Regions from separate parts of the Homo sapiens genome. Here region 2 is linked to region 1. A link is an interaction called in ENCODE POLR2A ChIA-PET data of the cell type or tissue named here. Cell type or tissue: OCI-LY7. All regions are shown on one strand. Each heading gives the region's core, and the rest is flanking DNA. Links, peaks and the distances in the headings are about the cores only.

Region 1 (5,348 bases), core at 349-5,348:
CTCAAAAATGACTCCCTTGTTTAAACAAACTGCCACCTCCCTTAGTGATTCACTGGAAATGATAGGAATATAATGATAAAATAAGTCTTTATGAGTTATTTTACTCATCATGATGATTCTAAAAAATGATACCTTACTGTATTTAATGAATTCAACTTGCTTTCTAGTTTAGGAGACCTGGAATAAAAAAAGTTAAAATCTATCCATGAGCTTGATTGCCTTTGGGAGGTGTCCTGCATTTTCTTCTCTGTTATATTTACGTTTGCCTTGAGTCGAGAGCCTCCCATTTTCACTGCGAGGCCCACGTGAGTTCAAGTTCTCAGATTTCTCTCTAAGGACTCACAGCTGCTGACCAACCCACCCAAGAGCACACGGAGGGAGCCACAGGGGAACAGAGCCAAGTTTACAGCTCATTCCACCCACCTCCATCTAGGCTATAACTAGGTCTAGAATCTGGGCTTCAGCAAATATCACTGAACACACAAAATGCTATGTTGATTGTAATGATCATTTTATGAGCACCTACCATGGGCCAGATGCTTTGCACAAATAGTGTCACTTAATTTCCACAACCACCCTACAAGTCAGGTGGTATTATCCATGCTGTATAGATGAAGAAACCAAAGCTACAGAGGCTAAGCGACTTGCCTGTGGTCATGCAACAAAGAAGAGGTAGAATGGAAACTTGAGCTTAGGTCTTTCTGACATCGAAGCCCTACTCTCTTAATCATTGAATGATACAAGCAAAGCACTGCTTTCCTCTCTCCTAAATCAATGGCTACTACTGTATATAATCTTGCTACTTCTTTCATACTAGCTCTGAAAAAAAATTAAATGACATCAAAATTATCAGCTGGAGCTTTCACTATTTGTGTAGGCTAATATTGCAATATTTTTATTTGATGGTATACATGTTTTGGGATTTTTTTTTTTTTACCCCAGAATACGTCTGGATAAATACAGCAACACCAAATTTCACCCTGTTACAGAGGCTAATTTAAAGTACTTTTAAATTTCCATAACAAATTACGTAGCAAAATTTCTTAAGATTCAATCTACTTCTTTACAATTAATCATTATAGGCAGGGTTGAAGATTCAAGCATTTGGCAAAAGAATGGAGCAGTTTAAATGCTACTGCATCCATTGGATCACTGCTCTCAGAAAAATAAGTCAGTTTCATAGACTAAGAAATTGAAAAATTCAGATTTCCATCCTAAATATACCATCCCATTAGTTAAAAAAAATCTAATTTTGTTTTTAAACTTTATATTTTTGGTGAAAATTCATATGGATAATTTCTTCATAAAAGAAAAAATATTTTCAAAACTTTAAAGGTTTACTAAATTCTGGGTGGCAAAATATACTAACCATGGCCTTGATTCCTTCAGGAAAAAGAAACCGATTATAAAGTGCATCCACTGTATCATTGGGTTCAACATCACATGATCTCTGAAGAAGGATGGGTCCTGTATCCAAGCCATCATCAGCCCAGAAAACAGAAAACCCAGCTTTCTTATCTCCCATAATTAGAGTCCTGTGAAAAGAAGAATTTCAATTTAAAATGTTGGTTAACTGTATCATAAAGTGATGAATTAGTGATATTAAAGTATAAGATAGTTATAATGGAAAAGTAGACAATGAATGAAGCTACCATGAGAAATTAACAGTAGAACTGGGAGACGTCAGGGCTCATAAAAAGCAGTGCCTAATGGTACTGCTATTTTATATAATACATCCTCATATCTTGTCTTTCTTGTTAATGTACAGTAATGACTTGCAGTGAATTTAAAAAGGCATTAGAGTCTATCGTTACTACCACTCATTGACTCCCAGGGATCAGTTTTCTACTTCAAGATCAAGTAATTTGCCCACCTGGGTCCAATTCCTACATCGTATTTGACCCTGTATTAGGCGGAATAAGAACAGAAGATAAAATAGGATACTCTGTGAAGGACAGAATGTGAAACTAATGTGAAGGACAGAGCTGATTATTAATTCAAGCTAATACAGAGGGAGTATGATGGTAGGTCAGCCATGTAATAATGTAAATATTTTTTACTTTTGAGCTACAAATCAAGACCTAAATCAATCCATCAATCACTAACTCTTCAGAAATACTAAGAAATTGACTGGCATTGCTATCAAGATCCTTGAAAATATTCATGTGCTTTGATCCAATGATTCTGCATGTGGAAACAGTGTAAATTGAGAAAAAGTACAAGTCTAAGTGCAAATATGTCTACTAAATAATAGTGTGTTATTTATAAGAGCCAAAAAGAAATCAATCCATGTCATCAAAGTTTAAATACAATTAATATTTTTCATCACATTTAAACCAAGTGTAGGCTTCCAGCTTATTCCAATGACTTGACACTGAGGAATATTAGGAAAATGTGCAGGTAAAGGAGAGAAGGCAGAAAGGGTAGGAAGGCCCACCTCAACCCACAGTATTGTGTCCCTATGGTATTAGGTACCTACAATGTACCAGCCACTGTTTCTGACACTGGAAAATAGCAATACAAATGTTGTGCAAAGTCCCTTTCCTTAAGAAGCTTAGAGTTGAATGGGGAAGATGGACAGTGAAGATGATCATTTCATCATTTCAAGTAATTACTTGATGATTATTTCAAGTAATTCAGCATTTCCTGAAATGTACTTGAGATGCTCTATGCAAAAAAAAAGTTCTGTGGTCAAATAAGTTTGGGAACATTGTGTATTCAGACTCCCTCTAGGGGATTATGATACTGACATTAAAGCCCGTATTAATAGCTCAAATGAATCCTGCAATTAAAAATCCGGCATAAACCAAACTTACTGACCATAAAACCTTTGTTTGCTCAATACCTAGTAACAGTCAATGGAGCTAGTACTCCATAGGCTATTCTTGGTAAATGCTGTCCTGGTTCACGCTGTATGTCTAGATCTCAGGGGAGTTCATGCAACAGTAGTAACCAATCAGGACCTCACAACTGTTCAAGCATGCCTAGTTTCTTGTCTTGATCACCTAGGTAAAAAACAGAAAGAATATAGGCAATTGAAATACACTCACCCTCTGTGTAATTAAAAAAGTCTCACTGGGTGTTCTGGCACAATCCTGAAATCTCAGCTACTTGGGAGGCTGAGGCAGAAGGATCATTTGAGCCCAGGAGTTTGAACCCAGACTGGGCAACATAGCAAGACCCCATCTCAAAAAAAAAAAGTAAAAAGAAAAAATCTCACCAATTGATAGCAGAGGCTCCTCTGTGCCTGGGCAGGATGGATGGGTGATAAATGATAGAGCCGTGCTTTGGACTATCAATTATATCCATGGGAATGAACTGAGTGCAGAAAGGGAGCACATTTAGCTCTGCACCCACGGATCTGTAGGCTTCTGCCACTTCTTTGATGGTCTTGCCCTTGACCCTCCATTTAGGAAGCTTGAACACAGGGGTCCCATCTTTCTCTGCAGCCAAAGCTGAGCATAAAAAAGAAGATTTTTTTTTTAGAAGTTAGCCATAATTTTACATCACTATGAATTCATATGTTGTAATTTTACAGTTTCATGAAATATTTACAAATAAAACATGGTGAAGAACAATTTAGATTGTGACTAGAATTTCACCTGTTGTAATTGGATCACACTAAGGTGATACATATCTATATACTTAAGGCATAATAAATTAGAACTGAAAAGTTTTTGGCTAGATGATATTTTAAGATTTTAATGAAAGCTTTTTCTTTTTTAGATCAAAAATGGTACCTTTATTACTGATACAACATTTTAAGAACATAGCTTTAGATTTGGAGGCATGTGCCAATACTTCACCCACCAATTTAACATACTCACCTCTGGCACAGCTAGAAAGCCATGAAACTCTTCCCTCCCTATACTGAACACATCGTAGACCAGAACACATTCTCCCTGCCAAACAGGCAGATCCCAAAAGATGAAGAGCGTAAGTGCTGAGCTGAGCTTTTCTACTTCCTTCTCCCAAATTCACCAAACAAATAAATTAACAAAGGTGAGAGGCCAAGGAGAATACATGCTCAGCTCCTGCTAAGGGGTTTGGCCTCACTAAGCAGACCAGGGTCTCCTTCCTGAGAAGAGCGCTGTCCCCTCCCAAACAAATGGCTCCATCCTAATGCCATATGAAAATGGAATGGCCCACCAAAGTGCAAACAGCACACGCCTATTTTTTTCATAATGAAATGTCATTTTTACTGTGTGCCTTATATCTTAAGTATTTATATATATATTTAAGTACACAGTTTTATATATAAGTAGTATATATATATATATATATATATATATATTTTTTTTTTTTTTTTTTTTTTTTTTTTTTGTGAGACGGAGTCTCGCTCTTTCGCCCAGGCCGGACTGCAGTGGTGCTATCTCAGCTCACTGCAAGCCCCGCCTCCCGGGTTCATGCCATTCTCCAGCCTCAGCCTCCCGAGTAGTATATATTTAAAAAATCGGTCAGGCACAGTGGCTCACACCTGTAATCCCAGCACTTTGAGAGACCAAGGCAGGAGGACTGCTTAAACTCAGGAGTTTGAGACCAGCGTGGACAACATAATGAGACCTCCATCTCTACCAAAAAAACAAAAATTATTTTTAAATTAGCTGGATGTGGTGGCACATACCTATAATCCTAGCTACTTAGGAGGATCACTTGAGCCCAGGTGTTCCAGGTTGCAGTAAGCTATTATCGTGCCACTACGCTCCAGCCTGGGCAACGAAGTGAGACCCTTTCTCTAAAAAAATGTGTTTAAGTGTATAAAATATATATACATACTATTATTAATATATAATTGTATATATTAATAAATTATAGAAATTATGATATCTATTAATATCCTATATGATATATACATTTTATAATATATTATTATATATTACTTGTATAATATAATAGTATATATATTTAATATATAATAGCATATATGTTAATTTTAGGCAATTTCCAGAAGTCTTAACTAAAGCTTTCTATCTGCATTTTTGTGTCCCTTTCCTTTTTCCTAGATCTGAACAACAAAATTCATTGACTTAGGATGAGATGATGCCTCCACCATGAAACCTAAATTCTGAAGCCTGAGGAAGTCCTGAAGGACCCCAGCCATCACGATTAGCCCCTGATCAATCCGTTTGGAAGAATCTGAGAGACCAGCACAATAGTGTTCACAAAATGTGAGTGTTCATAAGATGTTCAAAAAACTTAACTCATATGTCAGATGACAGGAAAGTGGATAAACGGTGGTTAAAAAAAATGTGATCATGAGAGAAAATTGTGAAAGATCATATGGCAAAGAAAAATGGGGTGGAGGAAACTTAGAAGTCTTCATTGTAAAAAAATGTACTCCAGGCAGG
Region 2 (5,336 bases), core at 1-5,000, 880 kb before region 1:
CAGTGCATCCCAAATTCTTGTCCCATGCCCAAGAGGAATGAGGTCACCCAGACTTGAAGGATGGCAAATGTAGAGATTTTACTGAGCAGTGGAGGTAGCTCTCAGCAGGATGGGAGCTGGGAAGGGGATGGAGTGGGAAGGTGGTCTTCCCTAATGGCGGAACTCCTCTCCACCGTCCCACCCGAACTTCTCTCCACCATCCCATCCAAACTCCTCTCCAACCAGAGTCTCCAATGTCCAGCTGCTTCTTCTTCTCTCCACGTTCAGATGCTTCTGTCCTTGTCCTTCTCTGCCGTGCTGCTCTGCTCCTCTGCCAGTGGAGCTTGGAGTTTTTATGGGCATATGATGGGGGTGTGGGGGGCAACATTTGGGCAGGAAAACAGAGATATGAAGTTCTCATTTAGGGCCTCAGGTCCAGGCTTGAGGGTGGAACCCTCACCAGGGACCCCACCCTTTTCTACCTCGTATTTCCCTGCCTCCTGTTCATATCAATAGCATCAGTAAAATCTCTCCACAGCAGCACTTAGAGTTTTAGTGTTTGAATAACGGCTAGAAGGTGTGTGTAAACCAGGAACTGAGAATCTTGGGAGGGCCATCTTAGAATTCTTCCCACCACAGGCTGACTTCAGGCATGGCTGGATCCAGGGGCTCAGAATTGGTGGGGGAGGGGCATTATTCCAGCAGCTTCATCTTGCCTACTTGGGTGCACTTGAGGCACAGTGCTTATTCTCTCACCAACCCTGTTAGAAAGGCATGTCTTTCCTGATTACCATTATGGGATTGACTGTGGGCCAACTTGAGCTGATGCCCATCTTTGAACTACACTGTAGTCAGAGGGTGCAAATGCTCTGGTTGTCCAGGTCTGAGTTATGTGCCCTTTCTTAAACCTGGAGACTTGTATTGGTTTGGCATAAACCATATAGAACAGTAGTTTTCAAGAGGAAGGGGGGTGATTTTGAACCTTAGGAGACATTTGGCAATATCTAGAGTAATTCTTAGTTGTCATAAAACTGGGGGATAGGGATGTTACCAGCATTTCATGGGTAGAGGCCAGGGGTGCTGCCATTTATCCTACAAAGCACATGACAGTCCCCCACAACAAAGAATTGCCTGATCCCAAATGTTAATAGTGTCAAGGTTGCAAAACCCTGATGCAGATGAAGAAAAGGGGTGCTTAAGGAAAATTAGAGTGCTGTTATCAGAAAGGGACCTGGATGTTGGCAAAACCCACAGATCCCACGGTAAGTACTTTACCTGGCACAGAATCAGTTTTCTAGAGTTTTAATATTTCTTCTTTCTGTTCTTTTTCTAATTTGTTTTCCCTCCCTACTCCTGACTCCAACCTTTTTACACACATCTTTTAGAAATAAACCTTCTTCCACCTGGTCTGCCAAGATTAGTTCTCACAGTCTCTCCTTTTCCTAAATCCCTCTAGGAGTTCCATGTGCTCTGTGATGCCTGAAACACAGAGGGGTGGCTTCTTCTTCCTGACTCCAGGCCACACTCACCTGCCAGTCCAAACACATCTCTAGTGTAAGGCCCATAATGGTAAACGAAAGGTGATTCTCTTGTATTTGCAAATTTTTTCAGACCTACACACCCACACATTCATATACACTTTTTTGGCTCATATTTCTCCCAAGATATCAATAATAATGCCAAATTTCTACAACAGTTGATTTTCTGTTTCCTTTCTCCTATCTCTGCCTCCTTTCATCATGACTTTACCCTGGCTACATTTTTCTAAAGTTTTGTCCTATTTTTAAATAGGTAATGCATTTGTATGGTTCAAAATTTAAAAGGTTCAAAAGGATATATGCAGCAAAAGTCACTTCCACCTCTATTTCCAGCTCCCTAAAAACCTCACTGGAGGCAGTGAATGTTAGTAGTTTGTTTATAAATCCTTCCAGAGATATTATTGTACTTATAAGCAAGTATGTATATAAATCCTTCTTCTCTTTTCTTCTTTTTTATTTTAAACAAATGGTAGTATGCTATTCACACAGCTATGTAACTTGTTCTGGTTTATTTTATTTAAAAATTATTTTGGAGATTGTGCATATCAGTGCATAAGAGCTTGCTCATTCCTTTTACAGAGGCTCAGCGTCCATTTTATGAATGTGTCATAATTTATCTAACCAGTCCTCTCTCACTGGACTTTTAGATTATTTCCAATCTTCTGTTTTATAAAAAAAGAAATACACTTCCACTGGGCATGGCGATGCCCACCTGTAGTCCCAGCTATTTGAGAGGTTAAGGCAGGAGGATCACTTGAACCCAGGAGTTCAAGGCTGCAATGAGTTATGATCATGCCACTGCACTCTAGCCCGGGAGTCTGGAGGCTGGTCTCATGACAGAATGAGACCTCATCTCTAAAGAAAAAAAGAAAGAAAGAAAAGAAAAAGAGGCCAGGTGTGGTGGCTCACGCCTGTAATCCCAGCACTTTGGGAGGCTGAAGCGGGCCAGTCACCAGAGGCCAGGAGTTCAAGAGTAGCCTAGCCAACATGGTGAAACCTCATCTCTACTAAAAATACAAAAATTAGCCAGGCGTGGTGGCGCAGGCCTGTGATCCCAGCTACTCGGGACGCAGAGGCAGGAGAATTGCTTGAACTCGGGAGGTGGAGGTTGCAGTGAGCCGAGATTGCACCACTGCACTCCAGCCTGGACGACAAGAGCGAGACTCCATTTCAAAAAAAAAAGAAAAGAAAAAAAAAGAAAATGACCAGGTTGACGTAGCTAGAAAGAATGAATCTGGTTTCAGACAATTTGACGATAGAGCCACTCCCCCACTCTCTCGCTCTCTCTTTTTTTTTTTTTTTTTTTTTTTGAGACAAGGCCTCACTCTGTCACCCAGGCTGGAGTACAGTGGCTCGATCACAGCTCACTGCAGCCTCAACCTCCTGGGCTCAAGCAATCCTCCCTCCTTTGCCTCCTGAGTAGCTACAACTACAGGCGTGTGCCATCAGACCCAGCTACATTTTTTTATTTTTTATTTTTTTTCCGTAGAGACAAGGTCTCACTATGTTGCCCGGGCTGGTCTTGAACCCTTGGCCTCAAGCAGTCCTCCCACTTCAGCCTCCTAAAGCACTGGGACTGCAGGCATGAGCCACCATGCTTGGCCAGAGCTACTCTCTTATACAGGAAGTACATTTGAAAGGAGTTTTTACATTTTTTCTTGTCTCTTATTGTGGATTGAAAAGCATTAACCTCTGTTAAAGAAATTTGGGCCACTGAAAGTAGATTAGAAAGAGAGATTGAGGAATTTTCAATGTTCTGGTGTGCCCTTAAATGATACCAGTTCCACTGAAAGTAAAGGCCCACCACAAAGAAATTGATGATTCTGGGAACTTCCTTGCTACATTAAATTTTAAAACATTGCACTCAACAATTACCTATAAACTCTTTTACAACCTATTTGATATTCCTGGTATTTCCACAAATAGTTTAGAAAAACAATGTGGAGTAAGTAGTGAGACAGGATTGTTCCCTTGACCTTGACCCCCTTCGTGGGCGGGAACTGGAGTGGCTCATTTCGCTCAGCCTGCGGCTGGCCACTCCTCACAAGAGAGAGTGTGCAAGCAAGTGAGTGAGGGAACAGGAGGGAATGAAGGCTGGAACTGGCCGGTCACTCCTCTCTGGCGGGAGCAGGCTCTGTGCGGGCCCCGCAGCAGCATTCGAGCTCTTGCCCTCTTGGCACCCGGGTTCTTGTCCAGCATCCAGGAAGAATCAGGTCACACGAATGTATTGAAGGGTAGTGTATGCGGAGGATTTTACTGGGCGATGGATGTGGCTCTCCTTGGAATGGGGAGTTGGAAAGGGGATGGTGCAGGAAAGAGGTGATCTTTCCCTGAAGCCGCACTGTCTGAAGTTTGCAGTGTCTATCCGCAGTCCCCAGTGCTCAGCCACTTGTATCCCTGACGATCAGTCACTTGTCTGCTCACCACTTACAATGCTCTGCCAGCTGAAGTCTTTTTACGGGCACAAGATAGGTGGAGTGGCAGGCCAAAAAATCAATATTTGGTTGGAAAAACTGGGTCAGCTGTTTTCACTTAGGGCCACAGTTCCAGGCCTAAGGGTGAGGTTTAGCCAGGAGCCCAGCCGTTCTGTATCAGTAAGATCCAATAATTTCATATAACGAAGCAGAATGGTGAAACATTATCATAGAAAAAGAGTAGACTCACCTTCAATTTCACAAAAGTGTTGGTTCAAATGTCACCTTCTCATTGAGGCCTGCTCTAATGATCTAGTTAAAATTTTACTCCTGGCCAGGCGCCCTGGCTCACGCCTGTAATCCCAGCACTTTGGGAGGCCGAGGCGGGTGGATCACGAGGTCAGGAGATGGAGACCATCCTGGCTAACACGGTGAAACCCCGTCTCTATTAAATATGCAAAAAATTAGCCGGGCGTAGTGGTGGGTGCCTGTATTCCCAGCTACTCGGGAGGCTGAGGCAGGAGAATGGTGTGAATCCGGGAGGCAGAGCTTGCAGTGAGCCGAGATGGCACCACTGCACTCCAGCCTGGGCAACAGAGCAAGACTCCGTCTCAAAAAAAAAAAAAAATTTTACTCCTTTATCACTCCCAAATCCCCATTAGCAATCTCAAACCCCCTTTTTGTTCCATCTTTGTTCAAATCTTTTTGTTTTATTCAGGCCTTCAACTGATTGGATGAGGCCCACTTACATTTTGGAGGTCAATCTACTTTACTCAAAATTCACAAATTTAAATGTTAATCCCATCTAAAAACACCTTCCATATTGGCACATTAAATTAATTATTAAATCTCACTCAATTATTTTCATTTATAGCTTTTAACACTAACTTACAATATATTTTACCTATTTATTATTACTTGTTTTTTCTTTACTGTCTTCCCACGCTAGAATTTAAATTTCATGTGAGCAGGGATTGTCTTTGTTTTGTTCACTGCTGTGTTCCCAGTACCCAGTAGGCTCTAGGTAATACTTCTTGAATATTTTTCTTCAGGGACTTATTTGTTGTATCCTAAGTTAAAGTGCCCAGCCCCCAAAAAGTTTAGAGGAAATAAAGGCAAAAATTATTTGTTTTCCTTTGAAATTTCTTTTTGAATAGATACTATACTGTGGTTCAAAATATAAAAATCATTCAAAATGCAAAAGTTACACAAGGATAGATGGAAAAAAAATAGAATATCCACCCTGTTTCCCCTACCATTCAAGTGTCCCCCTCCCTGAAGACGACCAATGTCATCAGTTTCTTTTGTAAATTTCCAGAGAAACTTCATAGATATGCAAGCAAATATCAATATATTTTCCCCTATCTTTTTTCTTTTTCTTTTTTTTTTTTGAGATGGAGTTTCA

Evidence for each region. ChIA-PET counts read pairs that join two places held together with the same protein. Peaks named below come from ENCODE experiments on the same cell type or tissue, not always from the same donor. Only the 100,000 strongest peaks of a DNase experiment are listed, where the experiment ranks them.
Region 2: POLR2A ChIA-PET joins it to region 1 with 5 read pairs; 3 of 35 experiments call an interaction of 5 or more read pairs at or near these places.

What each region holds. Positions count from the first base shown.
Region 1 is chr12:105,067,350-105,072,697 of GRCh38, forward strand. It overlaps ALDH1L2 (aldehyde dehydrogenase 1 family member L2), which reads right to left. Exons shown (of 23, transcript NM_001034173.4): 3 at 3,221-3,455; 4 at 1,370-1,535. LOC124903005 (a long non-coding RNA gene) reads left to right here and starts at 5,003. Exons shown (of 2, transcript XR_007063435.1): 1 at 5,003-5,168. In OCI-LY7, for the core only: CTCF peaks have their summits at 2,643 and 2,862; a DNase peak (open chromatin) is centred at 2,922; H3K4me3 peaks cover 322 bases; H3K27ac peaks cover 298 bases.
Region 2 is chr12:104,184,052-104,189,387 of GRCh38, forward strand. No RefSeq gene overlaps it. Among named protein-coding and RNA genes, the nearest start is that of LINC02385, 17 kb to the left of the region's middle. In OCI-LY7, for the core only: no CTCF peak of the experiment used is centred there; no DNase peak of the experiment used is centred there.